Linked DNA regions of Homo sapiens: region 2 is linked to region 1. Evidence: read pairs that join two places in POLR2A ChIA-PET (ENCODE). Cell type or tissue: GM12878. All regions are shown on one strand. Links, peaks and the distances in the headings refer to the core of each region. The heading gives the core; the rest is flanking DNA.

Region 1 (12,099 bases), core at 2,805-10,804:
TTTTTTGACTTTTTAATAAAAGCCAGCCTGATTGGTGTGAGATGGTATCTCATTGTGGTTTTGATTTGTCTCTATCTGATGATTAGTGATGATGAGCATTTTTTCATGTTTGTTGGCTGCTTGGATGTCATCTTTTGAGAAGTGTCAGTGCATGTCTTTGGCCATTTTTTTAATGGGGTTGTTTTTTGCTTGTAGATTTGTGTAAGTTTCTTACAGATTCTGGATATTAGACCTTTGTCAGATGCACAGTTTGTGAATATGTTCTCCCATTCTGTTGGTTGTCTGTTTTCTCTGTTTATAATTTCCTTTGCTGTGCAGAAGCTGTTTAGTTTAATTAGGTCCCACTTGTCAATTTTTGTTTTTGTTGCAGTTGCTTTTCAGGACTTAGCCAAAAATTCTTTGCCAAGGCCAATGTCGAGAAGGGTATTTTCTAGGTTTTCTTCTAGGATTTTTAAAGTTTGAGATCTTACATTTAAATCTTTACTCCATCTTGAGTTAATTTTTTTATACGGTTAAAAAGTAAGGATCCAGATAAGGCTAGCCAGTTATCCCAGCACCTTTTATTTAATAGGGATTAACACCCTTTTTTGTTAAGCACCATTCCCCCTCCATGAAATTTTAACACCACAGATATGCTGTGTATTTGCCTATGTACTGTGGCCCTTTTGAGGGCTACATCCCACTTAATATCTAAGTATTTTTCTCTTCCCCTCCCCACCAAGAACCAGTTTGCCCTCTTGGAAGTGATCTTGCCCGCATTGAGAATGCATGGCTTAGTCCTATTTTAGTTGTCAGTAATGTGTGTTACAGGAGTTCACATGGTCTTCTGAGGTGCAGCGTCAGTGTGTAAAGGAAAGTGTCTATTCCAGCATGTTTATTTTCTATTAGCATTCTTTGAAGGTGTCAGATAAAAAAACATGCAGAGCAGATAAGCTGACACACTATAAATAACATCTGGGTAAAGTCTTAAAATAGCTTGTGGTTCATCACTGAATAGTTTTCTTACCAACGTTTAAATATGCTAAATACAATTGCTTAATAGTAATTACTAAGAAAAGTTTTTCTGTAGCATATAAATTTGTGTGAATGGTGGTGGTATACTTAACACTGTTAGTGATTTGGCTTACATTTGTCTTCAGTTAAATTTTGATAAAAAAGAAGGAACATGATGAAGTGGAAGGCAGTATCAGAAGACTTAGGTTCTGGTAAAATGAGAGATCATTCTAAACACTTGAGTACTGAGCATAAGCAAATACCAGTGAAGACAGAGTAGGGCTACAGGTGAAAAGAAGAGGCACCAGCCAGCTGTATCCAGAACAGCAACTTTAGGTAGGTCAGTTTTGCTTCTCCTTCACTTCTTTCATTTGATGAAATGAATAAATTTAGAATGACTATTACCATTTAAACTTATTTGCCTATTAAAAGAGCCACTCTGTTGTGATTGTTTGTTGTTTAATATCATATTCTAAGCAATTAATTTGTCAGGCAACTTTTAGGTAATAAGTTTATTTCGTTAATTTCATGTGTCTATAGATTTCCATGTCACAACTTCTTTCTATTATAAGGTAAAGGGAATCAGAACTTTATTAGTAACACTTCACCATTTCAGGGACATACTCTGCAGAAGTACACATGTCTTCCCAGATAATTTTGACCAGCATTTTGTTTTCATTTTTTGTTTATGACTCTAGGGATGTCTGATCTAGACCAAAACAGCTTCACCAAGATTTGTGTTTAAACATAAAGCTATGTTATTTTCATCTCTGCTTTAGACATTCCTATCTTATTCAGATATGACCCAAAATATAAGCCCCTCTATGAAGTGAGCTTTCATGTTTTACTCCATCCTTCCCTCCCCCGTCTAATAATGCCTATGCTGCCTTTTCTTTGCATCATTTAGAACTCCTTCCTTGTGTCCCCACTTTCTTCCCAATTTGTCCACCTTTTTTTTTTTTTTTGGCCTTCAGAGGCCGTAATTCTTCCTTTTGCCCTTCCAGTAGGGAATGTTTATTTTGCCACACACTACCCAACTTTGGGCCTAGTAACTTGGCCCTGTCACTATTGCCTGGAAACTATTCTTGTCCTCTCATGAAAACCTGTTCTTTATGAGGCCTATGATATTGTACCACACTTTCCTCTATTTTGTTATTGGCATCCATGGCTGACATGTACCAGATGGTTGCCCACTGTTCATCAAGAACTCTGACACTTGGCTGATAGTCCTTCTTTCCAGATCACTTTGTGCAGTCATCTTAAGCAGCCCATACATCTAACATTTTGGCCTTCCAGTTCCTTCTCTTATTCTCTACCTTTATGTGTTCTTCTTGGCTGTACCTTGAGCCTTGTTAGCTAACTGACTCTCCTCTCTTTCTGAGATCTTCCCATTCTGACCACAACTTCATATCCTTTGATCTCTCATATCCTTATTCAGACTTGTGCTTTAACTTCGTTGAGACCACTATATGTGTTTGTTTTATACTTCCTTTTCTCCTATCAGCTCCATTCTGGCCACATTTCCTCAGCTAGTCAGTCCTGACTTTTCTTTCTCACTGTCACTCTTAACAGCCTTGCTCCTTTTCATTGTGGCTGCTCAGAAAATCTACTGTTTAATCCATTGCCTACTTTTGGCCCTTTCACACCTGGAATCTTCTGTGGTAGTACAGAAAATTAGTCCTATCACAGATTTAAGGCTTTCCACTCAGCTGGGCCCCCAAATATGGTTTGATAGTCCTTTTGCTTTTCTTGGGCTAGCTCCTTTCCCCATTTTCTTTGATGATTATGCTGGACTTTTATATCTCAAATCCTGTACTCCAATTCAAGCCACCCACCTCACATATGCTTGTAAATATGCTTGACCGCTGCTTTTTATAAAACATGAATGATCAGCTATAAATGCTCGATTTCATCTCTCCAGCTTGCATACTTACCTGCAGTAATTTTCACCTGTGGGTCATTTTCCCTACCTCATTAAGTGTATTCTGCTGTTCATTAGGGGCACCCTTGCCCGGGATACTGTGTCTTAACTTCTCTGTGATCTTAATCCAAAAATTCTCTCTGATTACCTTTAAATTCTTTTTCTGATTCCTTCCCCTCAACTTGGAAATATTAGAAAGGAAATAGATGCCTTTTTTCCTTTATATTATACACCTGTGTATTTCATACACATACACGTTTTTCCTTTTTTTAAAAAAAGGGCTCTTGTAGCCTCACTTCTTCTACCTGAGTGACCATGCATCTTGGTGATTCAAGATAATTTCAGTTTATTTCTGTCTGTTTAGGATCCCTTTTTAGTTTTAAAACTTCAGTTTAGATGGTTGGTTATATGGTCACACTATTCCTCACTGTTCCTTTTTTACATGGAATATTATATACTGTCTTTCTCAGCTCTTTCTCTTCAATCAATTGCTATATGGTTATTCCTTCCCCACTGCCTCCACTGAAACTGTTCCAGCAAGAGTACCAAAGACACCAAATTGCTAAATTCCATGAACACTTTTACTCTTCATAAATTTTGGTCTTTCTGCAACATTTGCATTGTGCGTGATTCCTTTCTTTTCATCTTCATTAACCTTTTTTTTTTTTTGACACAGTCTCTCTGTCGCCCAGGCTGGAATACAGTGGTACAATCTCAATCTCGGCTCACTGCAACCTTTGCCTCCCAGGTTCAAGCGATTCTCCTTCTTCAGCCTCCCAAGTAGCTAGGACTACAGACATGTGCCACTATGCCCAACTAATTTTTATATTTTTAGTAGAGACGAGGGTTCACTATGTTGGCCAGGGTGGTCTCGAACTCCTGACCTCAGGTGATCCACCAGCCTCGGCCTCCCAAAGTGCTGGGATTACAGACATGAGCCACCGTGCCTGGCCCATCTTCCTTAACTTTTGTAACAGTGCTTTACCATGAGTTTTCTTTTCCTCTCTAGTAGTCTGTCTTTACTGATCTTCCCTGGCTTCTCTGCTTTTCTTCTCTCTGTTCTTAAAATATTGATGTATCCTAAAATTCTAGTTTATTAGTTCTTCACATTCTTTTCTATTTTCAATTAATATGTTCTGCCTGAAGATTTCACTACCAATTGTGTGTCAGTAACTCCTGTGTCTGGAACTCTGTTCCCAGCCATTCTCCTCAGACCATTTTTCTTTTTCTTTTTCTTCTTCTTCGTTTTTTTTTTTTTTAAGATTGAGTCTTGCTCTGTCACCTGGTCTGGAGTGCAGTGGCGTGATCTTGGCTCACTGTGACCTCTGCCTCCCAGGTTCAAGTGGTTCTCCTGTCCCAGCCTCCCAAGCAGCCAGAATTACAGGCGCCCACCATCATGCCCGGCTAATTTTTGTATTTTTAGTAGAGATGGGGTTTTGCCATGTTGGCCAGGCTGATCTCAAACTCCTCATCTCAGGAGATCCACCCACCTTGGCCTCCCAAAGTGCTGGGATTACAGGCGTGAGCCACTGTGCCCGGCCACCAGACCATTTTTCATCAATCGGTTGCACATCTTTTCTTCAGCTGTCTCGCAGCCCCCTTGAACTCAATCTGGCAACACCCTTATCCCAAACTTACTCCCCCTCCTGAGATATTCTTTATCTTGGTTAATGGTATCTCCTTTCATGAAATCTGAAAGCTGAGAGTCAGCCATTCTCATCCTTTATTCCCCATATAGTCTTCAGGTCCTATCTCTGCCTTCTAAATAAGATCTAGCTCTATCCCTTTCTATTTTCAGTGCTATTCCTTAGTTCAGGGTATATAACATTCTTTTCTCCAGGCTTCTCTCTATCTTGTCAGTTCTTCAAGTTTCTGATTTTCTAAAATGCACAAGTGATCTTGTCAGCTATTGTTTAAAACCTTTGTTTACTCATTGCCTGGATGAAGAAGTCTGTATGTGTGTGTTGAACTGGTTATGTCTGTTGATCTGATGCTCCAGCCTGCCTTCATAGCTGTGCCTGTTGCTTCATTGCACACTTCTGAGCTAGGGTCACTAAGAATTACAGCAGATGCTGTTTTCTTCTTCCAGAGAAGAGAATGCCCTTCTCCCCTGCCCATCACTTGAAGCTGAAACTTGAAGTATCACTTCCTACTCAATAGGCCAAGGCCATACACAATGATTTAGATAATGGACTGAAAGACTGCCTGGAATCTAAACCCAGCTTTGACACATTTACTAGCTAGCTGTGTTATTTTGGGCAGGTTATTTATTATTTATTGTATGTCGTTTATGATTTTTCTTCAGTAAACTCTTACCTGACCTGCTTATGCACACCTCTTATCTAGATTGTAAGTTTGCCTCAGTCATAGCATGTATCACGTTGATAAAATCATTTGTCTGTCTTTTCTGTTAGACTGAGCATTTCATGGTATGGCTATCTTTTTCTTTTCATGCTGAATGAACGCTTTTAAGTCAGTGAATGAATACATAAAGAATGTGACAGAGAAATATTCCCAGTACCTGGCATTATGCTGTGAGTGTGGTAAATGTTTAATATGTCTGTTTTAGGCCGGACATGGTGGCTCATGCCTGTAATCCCACCACTTTGGGAGACCAAGGCAGGCACATCACGAGGTCAAGAGATCAAGAACATCCTGGCCAACATGGTGAAACCCTGTGTCTACTAAAAATACAAAAATTAGTTGGACATGGTGGCATGTGCCTGTAGTCCCAGCTACTCAGGAGGCTGAGGCAGGAGAATTGCTTGAACCCGGGAGGTGGAGGTTTCAGTGAGCTGAGATTGTGCTACCGCACTCCAGCCTGGTGACAGAGCGAGACTCTGTCTCAAAAAAAAAAAAAAATCTGTTTTAATGAGATGTCCATAATGTAATGTAACTTGATGAATATAGTATTACTTTTTTTAGTAGTCTTTCTCTTTTAAAAATTGAGCTATAATTTGCATATAATAAAATGTATAATTTATTTTGAAAAATATATGCATCTACTTAACCACAATGGCAATAAAGATAAAGGACATTTTGATCACTCTGGAAAGTTCCTTAGTATACATTTCTCCTCCATTTCCCTCACTCCCTATCCCTGATCACTGCTTTGATTTCTATCATTGTCCATTAGTTTTACCTCTTCTACACATAAATAGAATTATCAGTAGGTGCCCCATTGTGTCTGGATTCTTTCATGCAACAGTATTTTTTGAGTTCATCTTTGTTACCGTGGGATCAGTAATTCATTCCTTGGTATTTCTGAGTAGTATTTCAATGTAGGAATATATCGTAGTTTGTTTATCCATTCTCTGTGGCATTTGGGTTTAAATAAAACTGCAGTGAACATTTCTGTGAGAGTATTTGTGAACATTTATTTTCATTTTTATTGGATAAATTTCCTGTGAGAGGAATTGCTGAATCATAGCTGTCAAGCAATATTCCAAAAATGGTTGTACACTTTTACACTCCTACTAACAATGTATGGGAGTTCCAAGGGCTTCATATTATTACCAACCACTGGTGTTATTAGTCGTGTCAGTTTTAGCCATTTTAATGCTTGTGGCCATTTTTTTTGTTTGTTTGTATGTTTTTGTTTTGTTTTGAAACGATGTTTCACTCTTGTTGCCCAGGCTGGAGTGCAGTGATGCAATCGTGGCTCACTGCAACCTCCACCTCCCGAGTTCAAGCAATTCTCCTGCCTCAGCCTCCCAAGTAGCTGGGATTACAGGCATGCACCACCACACCTGGCTAATTTTATATTTTTTTTTAGTAGAGTTGGGATTTCTCCCATGTAGGTCAGACTGGTCTTGAACTCTTGACCTCAGGTGACCCACCTGCCTTGGCCTCCCAAAGTGCTGGGATTACAGGCGTGAGCCACCGCGCCCGGCCGTGGCCATGTTTTAATTTGCATTTCTCTGATGATTAACACTGTTAATTATCATTTCCACATACTGATTATCCATTCATATATCTCCTTTTGTGAAATGCCCAAGTTGTACCTGTACCCTTTTAAAATTGGATTGTTTATTGCTTACTGCTTTGTGGGGGTTGTTTTGGCTGTTTATAAGTTTTTATCAGATATGTGCATTGCAAATATTGTCTTCCAATCTCTGGACTGGTCTTTTTTTTTTTTTTTAGATGTTCAGGTTTAAAATTTTTATAAAGTCCAACTTACCAATTTTTTATTTTATGCATAGTAATTTTTGTATCTTGTTTAAGAACTCTTTGCCTAACCTAAGGTGGCATAATCACCTGTGTTTCTTTATAGAAGCTTTATAATTTTACCTTTTTCATAAAGTCCTATTTTAAATTAACAAAGAATACAAATTCATGGCTGGGCGCGGTGGCTCACACCTGTAATCCCAGCACTTTGGGAGGCCGAGGCAGGCAGATCATGAGGTCAGGAGATGAAGACCATCCTGGCTAACAAGGTGAAACCCTGTCTCTACTAAAAATACAAAAAATTAGCCGGACGTGGTGGCTGGCACCTGTAGTCCCAGCTACTCGGGAGGCTGAGGCAGGAGAATGGCGCGAACCGGAGAGGCGGAGCTTGCAGTGAGCCAAGATCGCGCCACTGCACTCCAGCCTGTGCAACAGAGCGAAACTCTTGTCTCCAAAAAAAAAGAATACAAACTCACAAATAAGTTTGGTAATAAAGCCTTTTTTATTATTGCTGAGATATACTTCACATTCCATAAAATCTACTCTTCTAAAGTGCGTGATTCAGTGTTTTAGGTTGGTTTGGTTGTTGCTGTTTTTGTTTGTGGTATATTTACAAAGTTTTTTGGTGACCATCACCACTGTCTAATTCCAGAACATTTCATCTCCCCAGAAAGAAACCTCGTACACATTGCAGTCATTATGGATTTGCCTATTCTGGACAAGTCATGTAAATGGAATCATCATACGTAGCCTTTTTGTGTTTGGCTTTTTTTCCTTAACCTAATGTTTTCAAGGTTCACCCATGTAGTATGCATTCTTTTTATGGCCAAATACTCCATTGTATTGACATACCACATTTTGTTTATTCATGAGTTCATGGACATGCCTTTTAACTTTTTAAAGAAAGCACATTTGTTTTTTCTTCTTCTTTTTTTTTTTTTCAGATTGTGGAATCCATTCACTCCTGAAATATTTAGTGCCTATGATATTACATTTACTTAGGGATATGTAGTTTTACTCATTTACCAAGCTTGGGACTGGGGATTCAAAGATGAATAAGATCTTCCCTCAGGGAGCTTTTTTTTTCTAGTGGAAGAAACAGGCATGTGAACAGATAAATTACAAGACAATCTGATGAAGATACTATTAGATTTATAATCTAAGGTAAAGTGTAATCCCAAAACTCAGTAGCTAACTCTGCTTGGAGGAATGAATAAGAACTTTTTAGAGTAGGTGACATTTGGAGCTAGATCTTTAAGAATAAATAAGAGTTTGCCAGGAGAGTGAGAATATTTCAGGTAGAAGACATGGCTTGTACAAAGGCATGGAATTGATATATCTTGGCACCTTTGAGAAGCTCAGTATGATAATTATGGGTAACATGAAAAGAGTCTGGAAAGGCAGATCTGGGCCAGCCCATGAAGAGCTTTACATCTAAGCAAAGGAACTTGGATTTTATTCTTTGGGTGTCTGGGAGACCAAAGGAGTTTGGCTAAATGAAATGGCATCACTGCTTATATAAGGTCTGTTAGAAGACCACATATCCAGTGAAGCCCAACTTTTCATTTTCTCCAGAAAATTTTGTCCATATTAGGCACCTTTTAAAAAATGAATGTATTGGCCAGGTGTGGTAGCTCGTGCTACCTGTAATCCCAGCAGATTACTTGAGGCCAGGAGTTTGAGACCAGCCTGGCCAACATGGCAAAACCCTATTTCTACTAAAAGTACAAAAACTAGCTGGGCGTGGTGGCACATACCTGTAATCTCAGCTAATTGGGAGGCTGGGGCACAAGAGTCTCTCAAGCTCAGGAGGCAGAAGTTGCAGTGAGCCGAGATCATGCTACTGCACCCCAGCCTGAGAGACAGAGAGAGACTCTGTCTAAAAAAAAAAAAAAAGAAAGAAGGGAAGAATATACCTCCCCTCAACCCAAACCATTCTCTCACTACCACCTTCTATCATAGTCTATTGACTTACCTGAAGTTATCAAGTTAATTTATTTCTTTGCTTAGCTACTGTTGTATCTTTCTTCCAGAGAGGTTCTTTTTTATCTTGCCCTAACCACTGCTTGGCACATAGTAGGTACATATCTGTATTTAATGATTAAATGAGCTATTCTACCTCTAATATCTTAAACTCTAGGATCCTGCCCTGTGATTATAGCCTCCTATTCCTTGTCCTCTCTGCCTCCCACTCTCCTTCTTTGCGTTTTTTCAGCACTTTGACCGTACTGCCTCCATTTTCTTTTGTTATTGTTGTCCCATCACTACGTTCCCTAACTAGCTTAGATCAATTCAGCTGTATTCTTGTCAGTCTTATACTCCATTTCCATAGCCTTCCTTTTCTTTTGTTCCGTATACCTATCAAAACCCTTACCTTGGCACAGTCTGATCCAAATTCAAGCACATGAGGTCCTACTGGAGAAAATCACCTAACTGTAGTTTGCAGCCAGTACATCGTCCTAGTTCATAGTCTTCAACGTTATGTAGATGTACAGCATTGCCTGGAAATCTTATGTTTTCTATTCAACATACACTCATGCACCAGTGAATGATGGGGCTCTGTTCTGAGGAATGCATTGTTAGGCAATTTTGTTGTTATGCAAACATCACACAGTGTACTTACACACACTAGATGGTATAGTCTACTACACACCTAGGCTGTATGATAATAGCCTATTGCTCTTGGGGTACAAACCTGTACAGCGTATTGCTGTGCTGAACACTGTAGGGAGTTGTAACACAATGGTAAGTATTTGTGTATCTAAACATATCCAAACATAGAAAAGGTACAGCAAAAATATGGTATAAAAGATAAAAAGTAGGCCGGGCACAGTGGCTCACACCTGTAATCCCAGCACTTTGGGAGGCCGAGGCAGGCGGATCACCTGAGGTCAGGAGTTTGAGACAAACCTGGCCAACATGGTGGAACCACATGTCTACTAAAAATATAAAAATTAGCCAGGCATGATGGCACACGCCTGTAAACCCAGCAACTGGGGAGGCTGAGGCAGGAGAATCACTTGAACCCGGAAGCGGAGGTTGCAGTGAGCCAAAATCGCACCACTGCACTTCAGCCTGGACGATAGACTGAGACTGCATCTCAAAAAAAAAAAAAAAAAAGATAAAAAGTGGTACACTTATATAGGGCGATCCATTCACTTACTGTGAATGGATTTTGCGAGACTGGAAGTTACTGGGTGAGTCAGTGAGTGAGTAGTCAGTGACTGTGAAAACCTAGGACAGTGTTGTACACTACTGTAGGTTTTATAAATAAGCACTGTATACTTAGGCTACATTAAATTTATTAAAAATGTTTTTCTTCAATAATAAAATTAACCTTAGCTTATTGTAAGTTTTTTCCTTATTAACTTTTTAATTTTAAAATCTTTTGAACTGTTGTGTAGTAACACTTTGTTTAGGACACAAACATTGTACAGCTGTACAAACATATTTTCTTTCTTTATGTGCTTATTCTAAGCTTTTTTCAGTTAAATTTTTTTAACCTTTTTGTTAAAAACTGAGACACAAACACACCATTAACGTAGGCCTACATAGAGTCAGGATTATCAGTACCACTATCTTCCATCTCCACATCTTGTCCCACTGTAAGGTCTTTAGGAGTAATAACACACATGGAACTGTCATCTCTTATGCTAATAATGCCTTTTTCTGGAATACCTCCTGAAGGATCTGCTTAAGGCTGTTTTACAGTTAATTTTTTTATAAGTAGGGGTACACTTTAAAATAATGATAAAAGTATAGTAAATTCATAAACCAGTAACATAGTCTTTTTTTTTTTTTTTCTTTTTTTTTTTTGAGACAGAGTCTCACTCTGTCGCCCAGGCTGGAGTGCAGTGGCGCAATCTTGGCTCACTGCAACCTCTGCTTCCTGGGTTCAAGAGATTCTCCTGCCTCAGCCTCCTGAGTAGCTGGGACTACAGGTGCATGCCACCACGCCTGGCTAATTTTTGTTTTGTACTTTTAGTAGAGACAGGGTTTCACCATGTTAGTCAGGATGGTCTCAATCTCCTGACCTTGTGATCTGCCCACCTCAGCCTCCCAAAGTGCTGGGATTACAGGTGTGAGCCACTGCACCCGGCCAACATAGTCTTTTATTATCAAGTATTGCGTATTTTACATAATTGTATCCGTAATACCTTCATATGACTGACAGTGCAGTAGGTTTGTTTACATGAGCATCACCACAGACATGTGCGTAATACTTTGTGCTACCATGTGATGACAGCTACAGTGTTACTAGGCAATAGGAGTTTTTGAACTGCATTATAATCTTATGAGACCACCATCATATATACAGTTTGTTGTTGACCAAAACGTTATATGGTGTATGACTATTTTATTTCCCAACAACTGCTATTCTCTTTTTTACTCTCTACTATCCCCACATCTTACCACCTTTCCCTTACTTGCCTTCACCTGCTTGACAAAGAAAATGGATCTCTTAGATATGGATTCCCTCCGCACCTTACCTTCATATCTACAAATCTTTCTGCACCCATGTACATCTTTATCTCCTTTCTTTCCATCCTAGTGTGAGAGTTATTTTCTTTGAGCTAATGCTTTCACTTGTGCTCTATATCCTGTTCTCTACTTCCTCAGAGGCCTTGTATTTCTCCTCCACCTCAGATTCTGTCATCAGCATATATGTAAACATGTTCAGATGTGTCATTTTTTAAATAGCAGAATATCTGTCACTCTCACTCTACTTGAGGTTTCATTTTCTTTCTCTTTTTTTCTTACCAGTTGTCTGTTTTCTCTGCTCCTATTCACTCTTCAGTCCCCTAGAATCTGACCTCTGTACTCTTTATTCCTTAGAACTGTCCTTGCTATGGTCACCAATGACTTTTGCTTCTCTAGTGGATACTTTTTAGTGACTCCCGTGGTAGTTCTTTTTCTTTTCTAAAATGTTCTTTTTCACTGGTTTCCGTGAGACCCCTTTCCCTATTTTCATCCTTTGTCGGTCTGTTCCTTTACAGTTTCCTTTGCATGGTATGAAA
Region 2 (12,099 bases), core at 1,411-9,410, 100 kb before region 1:
CTCAAAAAACAAACAAACAAAAAAAACAACTGTTAGAACTGAACCAAATTCAGTGAAGCCGCAGGATGCAAACAAGCAAAAATCAGCATTTCTATACACCAATAATATCTGAAAAAAAATCAAGAAGGCAATCACATTTACAACAGCTGCAAAACAAACCAACAAAACCAAAAAAAAAAAAAAAAACTAGGCATAAATTTAACCAAGAAGTGAAAGATCTCTACAAGGAAAATTACAAAACACTGATGAAAGAAATTGAAGAAGAAACAAGACATCTCATGCTCATGGATCAGAAGAATTCATATCATTAGACATGACCATACTACCTAAAGCAATCTATAGATTCAGTGCAATCTCTAACTACATATCAATGTAGTTTTTCACAGAACTAGAAAAAACAACGCTAAAATTCATATGGAACCAAAAAAGATCCAGAATAGTCAAAGCAGTCCTAAGCAAAAGGAACAAGCTCAAGGCACTACACTACCTGACTTCAAAATATATTACAAGGCTGTGCTAACCCAAACAGCATGATATTGGTAGAAAAATAGACACAGAGACCAAAGGAAAAGAATAGAGAACCCAGGAATGAATCCACGTATTTACAGCCAACTGATCTTCAACAAAGCCATCAAGAACATACACGGGGGAAAGGACAGTCTCTCCAGTAAACGATGCTCAGAAAACTGGATATCCCCATGCAGAAGAATGAAACTAGACCCCTATTCCTCACCTTTATTAGGCTGTTCTTGTGTTGTGATTTAAAAAAATACCTAAGACTGGGTAATTTATAAGAAAAGAGATTTAATTGACTCACAGTTCTGCAGCTTGTACAGGAAACATGGCAGCATCTGCTTCTGGGGAGGCCTCAGGGAGCTTTTACTCATGGTGGAAGGCAAAGCAGGAACAGGCACTTCATATGGCAAAAGCAGGAACAAAAGAGAAAGGGTGGGAGAGATGCTATACTTTTAAACAACCAGATCTTGTAAGAACTCACTCTATCAAGAGAACAGCACTAAGGGGATGGTGCTAAGCCATTCCAGAGAAATCTATCCCCATTATCCAATAACCTCCCACCAGGCCCCACCTCCATCATTGGGGATTTCAATTCAACATGAGATTTGGATGGGAACACATATTCACACTACATCATCACTGTCTACCAAAATCAACTCAAAATGGATTAAAGACTTAAGCATACTGGAACTGGACTCCTTCCTTACACCTGAATAGTATTCCATGGTGTATATGTACCACATTTTCTTTATCCAGTCTACCATTGATGGGCATTTAGATTGATTCCATGTCTTTGCTATGTGAATAGTGCTGCATTGAACATACGTGTGCAGGTGTCTTTATGGTAGAATGATTTATATTCCTTTGAGTATATACCCAATAATGGTATTGCTGAGTCGAGTGGTAGTTCTGCGTTGAGTTCTTTGAGAAATCACCAAATTGCTTTCCACCGTGGCTGAACTAATTTATATTCCCACCAGCAGTGGATAAGCATTCCCCTTTTCTCCACAATCTTGCTAGCATCTATTAGTTTTTGACTTTTTTAATAAGTCATTCTGACTGGTGTGAGATGGTATTTCATTGTGGTTTTGATTTGCATTTATCTAATGATTAGTGGTGAGCATTTTTTCATACGCTTGTTGGCTGTGCATATATCTTCTTTTGATAATGTCTGTTTATGCCTTTGCCCACTTTTTAATGGAGCTGTTTGGTTTTTGCTTGTAAATTTAAGTTCCTTATATATCCTGGATATCAGACCTTTGTCGGATGCATAGTTTGCAAATATTTTCTCCCATTTTGTAGGTTGTCTGTTTACTCTCTTGATAGTTTCATTTGCTGTGCGGAAGCTCTTTTGTTTAATTAGGTCCCATTTGTCAATTTTTGTTTTTGTTGCATTTGCTTTTGGCATCTTCCTCATGAAATCTTTGCCAGGGTCTATGTTCAGAATGGTATTTTGTTGGTTTTCTCCTAGAGTTTTTATAGTTTTAGGTCTTACATTTAAGTGTTTAGTCCATCTTGATTTTTGTATATGGTATAAGGAAGGAGTTCAGTTTCAGTCTTCTGAATATGGCTGGCCAGTTATCCCAGCACCATTTCTTGAATAAAACAGTCCTTTCCCCATTGCTTGTTTTTGTCAGCTTTGTCGAAGATCAGATGGTTGTAGGTGTGCAGCTTTATTTCTGGGCTCTCTATTCTGTTCCATTGGTCTATGTGTCTGTTAAGTTTGTTTGAGGAAGATTTTAGAGGGCCAGAGCTCAGCTCAGCATTCCTAGTTTGACTGCTCTAACTCTAAGGGTGCTGGTACCAGGCCCCCAGCTTTGTTCTCTGGTCTCAGGAGCTTAGGAACTCGCTGCACTGGAGGGGCCCGGTGTTCCTGCTCTGCTGGCCACAGCACTGTGATGGGGAGTGCTGGCCAGTGCCTTTCCTCAGGCAGTGGCATAGCATAGCAGGATCTATGCTAGCTTGAGTGTGGCAGCAGCAGCAGTGGTGGGCTGGGGTGAACAGTTGCTGGCGGGAGTGAGGCACTGGATTCTGTACACACCCTCATGCAGGCCACATTGGCAGGGCAGAGTGCCGCACATTAGCGGTGGCAGGGTGTGCTCACACCAGCAGTGGTGGAGAGGCAGGGTGCATGTACACACACATGCCAGTGGGAGAGAGGAAGTATGGTCACCTGCGCTTGCGGGCCAGCAAAGCAGTGGAGAGGACCTTGGGCGAGTGCATGACAGCAAAGTGAGGTGGAGGAAGGCTGTAAGGGAGTGGAGGCTGTAGGTAGGCAGGTGCGCATCCATGGTGGCTGGTCAGCGGGAGCTCTCTGACGGTGAGGCATGGTCTGCTAGTGAAGGAGCTATGAGAAGGGCCCCTGGGAAGCACCCTGGTTAGGCATGCGAGGCTGTGCCACAAGCGGGCATGCCATGCTGGGGCCCCAGGAGAGGCTGGCAGATGAGGACACTCAGATCGGACTGGACATATCTCATGGACAAGACTGCCCTACTCTGTCCAGGTCCTACAGTTACCCAAAAGCTAAAGCCACCTAGAAGAGTATGGCGAGCCTTGGAGGATGGGCATCCCTGGCCATCCTGCTCCACCTGTGTTTCGAACTATTTTGTCTTTCAGCAGATTTTTTAACTTAAATGTGTGACGTTATTTTTTTCCAGAAAATCATTTATTTCTAAGTTTAAATCTTTTTTTCAAGTTGAAATAATAGGACATGTGAGAAGTGCTGGAAATGTTTTTATAGCACTATAAAATGTATTTCTTGATTATGAATTTGTTTCAGCCTGGAAAAGATTCTGAACATAGAGTTACAAATTTTCAGTTAAACTCTCATTATCTAAAAGTCAAGGTTCCGTCTTCCCACTATAGGTCTGCTTTTATGTTAAATGATGAGTTAATGGCTGCAGCACACCAACATGGCACATGTATACATATGTAACTAACCTGCACGTTGTGCACATGTACCCTAAAACTTAAAGTATAATAAAAATAAATAAATAAATAAAAAGAAAAAAAAAAGAAAGCAATGCAGGTAGAACAGTTTAGTTCTGCTGCCTCAGTCCCCAAAACCTGCATTGATAAGAACTAGTCTTTTATTAACTAATATTTTTTGAAAAGACTATAAATATGTACTGATTGGGAAGATTTAGAAATATATATATATATATTTTAACAAATCTAAGAAAAAATGTAGGGAAGCTATATACTTACAGCTGCATACAAGCTGATGTTTTAAAATTGGACTGATAGTTGACAATTATGTCAAATGAGACCTCTGGGAAGCAGATACTCAGACAGTATAAAGAGTTCAAACATCAGGGGCTAATGACTAAGAAAGGAAGGCAGGGAAGAAGCAGGATTATGCAGGGATAGCCCCAGTCTTCAGTGCAGATCTGACAGAAGCTCTCAACAATGGGGAGTTCTGGAGAAAAGATTGTCTATTATGAAAGTCTTGTGTTGGACTGTTATGCCCAGACATTGGCTGGGGGCTGCTTGAAAAGATGGTGGCCTCAGCATGAAAGCTGAAGCATATTCTAAAGATGTTGTGCTTGGGGGCTGTCAGCTAACTACACTCCTTGCACTGGAACAGCTGGTTCTTTGTTTGAAGAAATGTGAGCAGAGGACCTTCAGGACTGCCACAATGATGATGATAATAGTTATCATTGAGTAGCTCCTACTCTCCAGACACCATAGGTTCTTTTTACATATATTATTTGTAACCCTTGCATCACAGTCCCTAGAGGTAGAATAACCTTCATTGTTGAAATGCGAAAACTAAATATAGCTAGTAAGTTAGAGGCTGATGTGTTCATTTTATTGTAAATATACCCATAAACATTTCTGACAAAAATTTTCCTAATAAACTATTCCAGATTATGTCTTGTACCAACGATCAGTTTAAAAGCTTTTAAGCCAGAAGGGAAAGAAAGGTTGAAAGTAAGATTCCAGACTTGACATCTTACAAGAGACACCTACTCAAAAAGAACATTTATCAGAAGGATATGGTTGCTTCATGGAGTCTAAAGGCCGAAAAGGCAGCTGATTTCTAGAAATAAAGCTGCCTGTCTCTGTCTGTTTGACTATCACTCTTACTTTCTACTCTACCTTTCTACCCGTTTCTTTGCTTTTGCTATCCTAGATTTTCTCTCTCTTGCAGTCTCAAGCTCTGTCTCTTTTCCTTGGTCTCTGTCTTGATCTCTCTCACTGTCCTTCTCTGTCTCTCTCTCTCAATCTCTGCTCACAATCTATGTTGGTTTCTGTCTTCTCTGTCTTTCTCTTTTTTCCTCTCTCCTTCTCTTGGTCTTCCTCTTTTTCTCTCCTTCTCTGTCTTTTGCTTTTCATTCTTCCTCTCCTACCTCCTCTCCTCTCCTCTACCTCTTCCTTCATCTCCTCTCCATTCCCCTCTTCTCCCTTCCTCCCTCTCTCTCTTTTGGCCTGTCGCTTCCTCGCTTTCTGTCACTTTCTTTAGGTCTTGTATCTTGTCTGTTTCTCTCCTCACTCTGTCTTTTACTCTTTCTTGCTTTGTCTACCTGTCTGTCTGTCTGCCTCTTTGTATCTTCAAAAAGTAGAAAATGAGCCTACATCCTACTTTATAATTTCTTTAACTTTGATGTTCCATAAATGAAAGTATCTATATACATTTAACGTTATATATTTTAAACCAATTATCCTTGCTACATATATTTCACAGCTCCAGAAATAACTTATACTTTCTTTCCACAAAAAGTACAATAATATACTAAGAATTAAATGCTGAAAGTAAAATACCTTTCTTAGTAGTTAACAAAGATAACTGAAGCGCCATTTCCTAACTCAACACTCTAATTAGCTTTTCTTTCTAAATTAATAGTAATTTCAACCAAGGTATTCATTTCAACCAAGGTATTCTCATATAGTTGCTATGCCATATAGAGTTCTCTTGGATGTTGTTTGATCTAGCTCAAGTGAGAAAATTCTTTAGTTTCCTGTGAAGTGGTTTAAAATTTAATGAACAGATTAAGGATTTTCTTAGTACTGTACATTATGATCTGGTCAACTAACTTGAAATTGTAGTTTTACTATACTAAAATAGTTTATTTCTTTCTGCTGTTCAATCCCTGTTTTATAAAAACATTTATAGAAAACAAATTCCAGTACTCCTGGTAAGAAAAACAGAGGCCTTTTAACAAGTACTCCATCTTCAGAGACAGCTGGTTTTGTGGTAAGTATTAGCATTTGGCACTTGTAGTATCTGTTTTCTGGCTCCTCCTCTCCCCATTCTTCTATTTTTCTCATATCAGGGAAATATTGCCTATGGAGAATAATATCTGTGTTTTTCTGTTGCTTAAGCACACTTTCAATGAAAGTACTTTGTATACTACTATACATGCAAGAGAGAAGGAAAAATTAGAGTACTGCAGCAACAACCAGGATTCTTCTGTTTTTTCCTTTCAGTTTTAAAAATTGTGATGAAATATATATAACATAAAATTTATAATTTTAACCATTTTTAAGTGTACAGTTGAAGTATATTCATTCACATCATTATGCAACCATCACCACTATTCATCTCTAGAACTTTTTTCATCTTGCAAAACTGAAATTCCATATGCATTAAACAGTAACTTCCTGCTCCTCCCTACCCCACCCCTGGAAACCACCATTTTACTTTCTGTTTCTATAAATTTGACTACTCTAGGTACCTCATATAAGTGGAACCATACAGTATTTGTCCTTTGTGACTAGTTTATGTCACTTAGCATGGCATCTTCAAATTCATCTATGTTACAGCATGCATCAGAATTTTATTTTTAAGGATGAATTGATACTCCATTGTATGTATATGACACATTTTGTTTATCCATTCATCTATTGATGGACAATTGGGTTGCTTCTGCCTTTTGACAATTGTGAATAATGCTGCTATGAACATGGGTGTACAAATATATGTTTGAGTCCCTGCTTTCAATTCTTTGGGTATGTATCTAGAAGTGGAATTGCTACAGCATATTGTAATTCAATTTTTCTTTTTGAGGAACCACCACACTGTTTTCCTTAGTAGCTGTACCATTTTACATTCCCACTAGCAAAATGCACAAGGGTTCCAGTTTCTCTACTTCCTTGCCAGCACTTGTTATTTTCTTTTTTGTAATAGTAGTTCTTATGGATGTGAGGTGGTATCTCATTATGGTTTTGATTTGTATTTCCCTAATAAGGATGACACTGAGCATCTTTTAATGTGTTAATTAGCTATTTGTATATCTTTTTTGGGAAAATATCTATTCAAGTCCTTTGTTTATTTTTGAATTTTTAATTGTTGAGTTGTAGGAGTTCTTCATATATCTGAGATGTTAACCCATTACCCAACATATGATTTACAAATAATTTGCCCCCTTCCATGGGTTGCCTTTTCACTCTGTTGATAGTGTCCTTTGATGCACAAATGTTTTTTATTTTGTCATAGTAAAATTTGTCTTTTTCTTTTCTCACCTGTTCTTTTGATGTCATATCCAAGAAATGATTATCAAATCCAGTGTCATCAAGTCTTCAGTCAAATATCCAATGTTCCTCTTCAGTGTGAGCAATCCTCACAGAGGTCCATGCAGCGGCTTACATAGCAGTGTGGGGACTGCTCAGGCACAAGGAGATGAAATCCAGTATCTTTTGTAACAGCACTTATGCATAACGTCCATGGTCTCCACAAAGGACATGTGTAATTACAATGTCCCTGCACTCAGGGAAACTCAAAGTATTTTAGCTTTTATAGTGCAGTAGTTATTTATTTATAGTGCATTTATAGTTCCTCCTATAGATACAATTTTCCAATCAGACATTATTTTTACCATAAGCAATGTTACCTAGTAACACAGTTGACATTCTTACACTTATCAGGTTCCTAGGGGAAAGGAGTTACAGATTTAACCAATAGATGCTCATGATGGGAGAAAGGATTTTGTTAATCCTCTGCTCACAGTCTTTCCAGTGGCCCAAAAATCAATACTTTTTCCAGAAAATGAGTGTCTCATTTTTTATTCATTCTTGGTTGATATTTGGAGTTAAAATGTATTGATGAATAACAAATGTACCAAAATGATTTTTTTCGTGGCAAAACTAATTTAGTGACTATTTTACAAATATCAACATATTTTTAAATTTGAGGTACAAGTTACGTTTTATAAAACTCAGTATACTAAAGTATATAATTCAGTGGTTTTTAGCATACTTAAAAACTGTGCAACTATCATCATGATCCTATTTAAGAACATTTTCATCACCCTATTCGTTAATAGTCAGCCCTCATCCCCCCATCCCACCCTCCAGTCCAAAGAAACTACTGATTTAGTTTCTGTCTCTATAGGTTTGCTCTTTCTGAGTATTTCATATAAATGAGATCATATAACATGTGGCGTTTTGTGCCTGGTTTCTTTCACTTAGCATAATGTTTTAAAAATTCATCTATGTTATAGCAGGTATCAGTACTGCATTCCTTTTTTATGACCTATGTATTAGTCTGTTTCCACACTGCTATAAAGACATACCCAAGACTGGGTAACTTATAAAGAAAAGAGGTTCAATTGGCTCACAGTTCCGCATGGCTGGGGAGGCCTCAGGAAACTTACAATCATGGTGGAAGGGGAAGAGGCCTGTCTTACATGGCAACAGAGGAGAGAGCATGGAAGAGCAGGGAAAACTACCCTATAAAACCATCAGATCTCGGGAAAACTCACTCACTATCATCAGAACAGTATGGAGAAAACCACCCCCATGATTCAATCACCTCACACCGGGTCCCTCCCTTGACCTATGGGGATTATGGGGATTACAATTCAAGATGAGATTTGAGTAGAGACACAGCCAAACCAAATCAACTGAATTATACTCCATTATATACATATACCATATTTTGTTTATCAATTCAGTTTATGCGCATTTATTTCCATTTATTATCTATTATGAATAATACTGTTATGAACATTTGTTGACAAGTGTTTGTTAAACATGTTTTCAGTTGTCTTAACTATATACAGTCATCCCTCAGTATTCATGGGGAATTGGTTCCAGGACTTCTCAAAGATACCAAAATATGTGGATGCTAAAGTTCCTGATGTAAAATGGCATAGTGTTGGTTTTTTGCATATAACCTACGTGCATCCTGCACACCTTAAATCATCTCTAAATCAATCAGTCATCTTTTTTGGAAATTTTTAATTTGGTACAGAAATGTGTGGTGATTTCAGTAACCTGATAGAAAAATGGATATGGCACTTAGGAGAGAGTTCTATGTTAGAGATAGTGATTTAAAAATCTCTGGTGTATCATAGCAAACAAAAATTCCTAATTAAAAAATTACTTTAAAATGAAAGAATGTTATAACCCATTTTACAGATTGATTTGTCTCTAAACATGCATCTTTTGAAGAGTTATGTCCAAATGTCAGTAATTACGTTTATTCAGATGAAATTGTTCCTGTGTCAAGTTTACAGGAAAATGCTTCCAATGAGATGGTATTTTTCAACTTTTCTTTAATTACTTAAAAATCATTGCTTTTGCAATGTTTAACTTCCACAAAACAATAATGTATTCTTTTATAGATTGATTTGTCCTCAGTGCAAAAAGCATCTTTTGAAGAACTATTTCCAAATGTCAGCAATTATGTTAATTCAAATGAAATTGTTCCTGTGTCAAGTTTGCAGGAAAATTCTTCAAATGAGGTAGTATTTTCCATTTTTCCTTCAATTACTAAAGGAAATAATTACTGTTACATTAGATACTTTGTATATGAGGTGCTATAAGAAATCTCTTAACTCATGAGAAACATAATTTGCAAATATTTTCTCCTATTCTGTGGGTTGCCTTTTTACACTTTGGTTAGGGTCTTTGATGCACAAAATTGTATATTTTTTATGAAGTACAGTTTGTCTATTTTTTCTTTTCTTGCTCATTCCTTTGGTGTCCTGTGCAAGAAATCACAGCCAAATCAAATGTCTAAAGCTTTTTGCCTTTTTCTTTTCTTTTCTTTCTTTTTTTTTGACAGAGTCTCACTCTGTCCTCTCTGCTGGAGTGCCAGGGTGCAGTCAAGGCTCACAGACTCACTGCAGCCTTGACTTCCAGGATTTAGGTGATTCTGCCATCTCAGCCTCTCGAATAGCTAGGACTGCAGGCATACACCACCATGCCCAGCTAATTTTTTGTATTTTTTGTAGAGACTGGGTTTCGTTATGGTGCCCAGGCTATTGCCCTGTATTTTCTTCAATTTTTTTTTGTTTTAGGTCTTGTATTTAGGTCATTGATCCATTTTGAGTTAATTTTTGTGTATAGTATTAGGTAAGGGTCCAGCTTCATTCTTTTGCATGTAGATATCCAGTTTTCTCAGCATCATTTGTTGAAGAGATCATCCTTTCCCCCATTGAATGGTCTGGCCCCCTTGCCAAAAATCATTTAACCATATATGTGAGGGTTTATTCCTGAGTTCTCTATTCCATTGATCTATATGTCTGTCTTTATGTTAGTACCATATGGCTTTGATTACTGTAGCTTTGTACATTTTGAAATCAGGAAGTGTCAGTCCTCCAGCTTTGTTCTTCTTTTTCATTTTTGTTTTTACTATTCAGGATCCCTTGAGATTCCATGTGAATTTTAAAGTGGGTTTTTCTGTTTCTGCAATAAACATCATTGGGGTTTTGATAGAGATTGAATGGAATCTGTAGATCACCCTAGGTAGTAATGGCATCTTAACAGTATTGCATCTTCCAATCCATAAACATGGGATGTGTTTTCATTTATTTATGTTTTCTTTAATTTATTTTACCAATGTTTTATAGTTTTTATTGTGTAGGTCTTTGACTTATTTGGTTAATTCCTAAATATTCTTTTGGATGCTATTATGAATTGAATTGTAATTTATTTTCTTTTTTTTTGTTTTTTTTGGTAATTTCTTTTCAAATTGCTTATGTTAGTGTGTAGAAATTCACCTGATTTTTGTGTATTGACTTTGTGTCCTGTTAATTTGCTGAATTCATTTATTCTAATAATTTTTAATTCAATCTTTAAGGTTTTCCACAGTGATACCATGTTGTCTGTGAACAGAGATAATTTTACTTCTTGCTTTACAATTTGGATGCCTTTTATTTCTTTTCCTAATCGCCTAATTGCTCCGGCTAGAACTATCAGTAGTATGTTGAAAATGCAGACATCCTTGCCTTTTTCTTCATCTTAGAGGAAAAGCTTTCCATCTTTCACCATTGAATGTGATGTTTACTGTGGGTTTTCATATATGGCTGTATTCGTTCATTTTCACATTGCTATAAAGAAATACCTGAGACTGGGTAATTTATAAAGAAAAGAGGTTTCTTTATATATATAAAGAAAAGAGGTTTCTTTATATATATAAAGAAAAGAGGTTTCTTTATATATATAAAGAAAAGAGGTTTCTTTATATATATAAAGAAAAGAGGTTTCTTTATATATATAAAGAAAAGAGGTTTCTTTATATATATAAAGAAAAGAGGTTTCTTTATATATATAAAGAAAAGAGGTTTCTTTATATATATAAAGAAAAGAGGTTTCTTTATATATATAAAGAAAAGAGGTTTCTTTATATATATAAAGAAAAGAGGTTCCAATTATGGTGAAAGGCAAAAGGGGAGCAAGGCATCTTACATGGCCAGAGCAGGAGGAAGAGAGAAAATGGGGAGGTGCCACACACTTTTAAACAACAAGATCTCACAATAACTCCCCCACTAGAACAGCAACAAGGGCATGGTGCTAAACAATTGGGGACCACCCCTGTGAAGTACCACTCCCATGATCCAGTCACCTCCCACCAGGGCCCACCTCCAACATTGGGGATTACAATTTCACATGAGATTTGGGCAGGGACACAAATCCAAACCGTATCAATGGCTTTTATTTTGTTGAAGTAGTTTCCTTCAATTCCTAGTTTATTGTTTTTATCACAAAATGGTATTGAATTTTGTCAAATGCTTTTTCAGCATCAGTTGAGAAGATCAGTTGTTTTTTCCTTTCATTCTACTATATGTGGTATATTACAGTGATTGATTTTTTTTAAGTCTCGCCAAATTAAGCAGAAACATTGATTGGCTTTTGTATGTTGAACCATCCTTGCATTCCACGAATAAAACCCATTTAGTTGTGGCCTATAATAATTTTAATATGCTGCTGAATTTGGTTTGCTAGTAATTTGTTGAGGATTTTTCTTCAATGTTCTAGTGGATATTGGCCTGTAGTTTTCTTTTCATGTATTGTCCAGAAAAGACACTTTGTTTGACTTTGGGTAATGTTGGTCTCATAGAATGAGTTACAAATCATTCCTTTCTCTTCTTGGAAAGTTAGAGAAGTATTGGTTTTAGTTCTTTAAATGTTTGGTAGAATTCACCAGGGAAGGCATCAGAATTAGGGCTTTTCCTTGTTGGGAGTTTTTTCATTACTGATTCAATCTCCCTACTAGTTCTGTAGGTATATTCTGGTTTTCTATTTCTGCATGATTTAGTATTGAGAGGCTTTGTGTTTATAGGTATTTGTTTATTTCATCTAGGTTATCAAATTTGTTGATATACAATTGTTCATAATACTCTCTTTGTAATTCTC

Evidence for each region. Peaks named below come from ENCODE experiments on the same cell type or tissue, not always from the same donor. Only the 100,000 strongest peaks of a DNase experiment are listed, where the experiment ranks them.
Region 2: POLR2A ChIA-PET joins it to region 1 with 5 read pairs; 2 of 35 experiments call an interaction of 5 or more read pairs at or near these places.

What each region holds. Positions count from the first base shown.
Region 1 is chr5:131,747,495-131,759,593 of GRCh38, reverse strand. The region is part of intron 1 of FNIP1 (folliculin interacting protein 1); the gene reads left to right. Among named protein-coding and RNA genes, the nearest start is that of FNIP1, 43 kb to the left of the region's middle. RefSeq lists an enhancer at 1,337-1,386. In GM12878, for the core only: no CTCF peak of the experiment used is centred there; no DNase peak of the experiment used is centred there.
Region 2 is chr5:131,848,368-131,860,466 of GRCh38, reverse strand. It overlaps MEIKIN (meiotic kinetochore factor), which reads left to right. Exons shown (of 13, transcript NM_001303622.2): 10 at 5,633-5,713; 11 at 9,084-9,203. Among named protein-coding and RNA genes, the nearest start is that of FNIP1, 57 kb to the right of the region's middle. In GM12878, for the core only: no CTCF peak of the experiment used is centred there; a DNase peak (open chromatin) is centred at 6,116.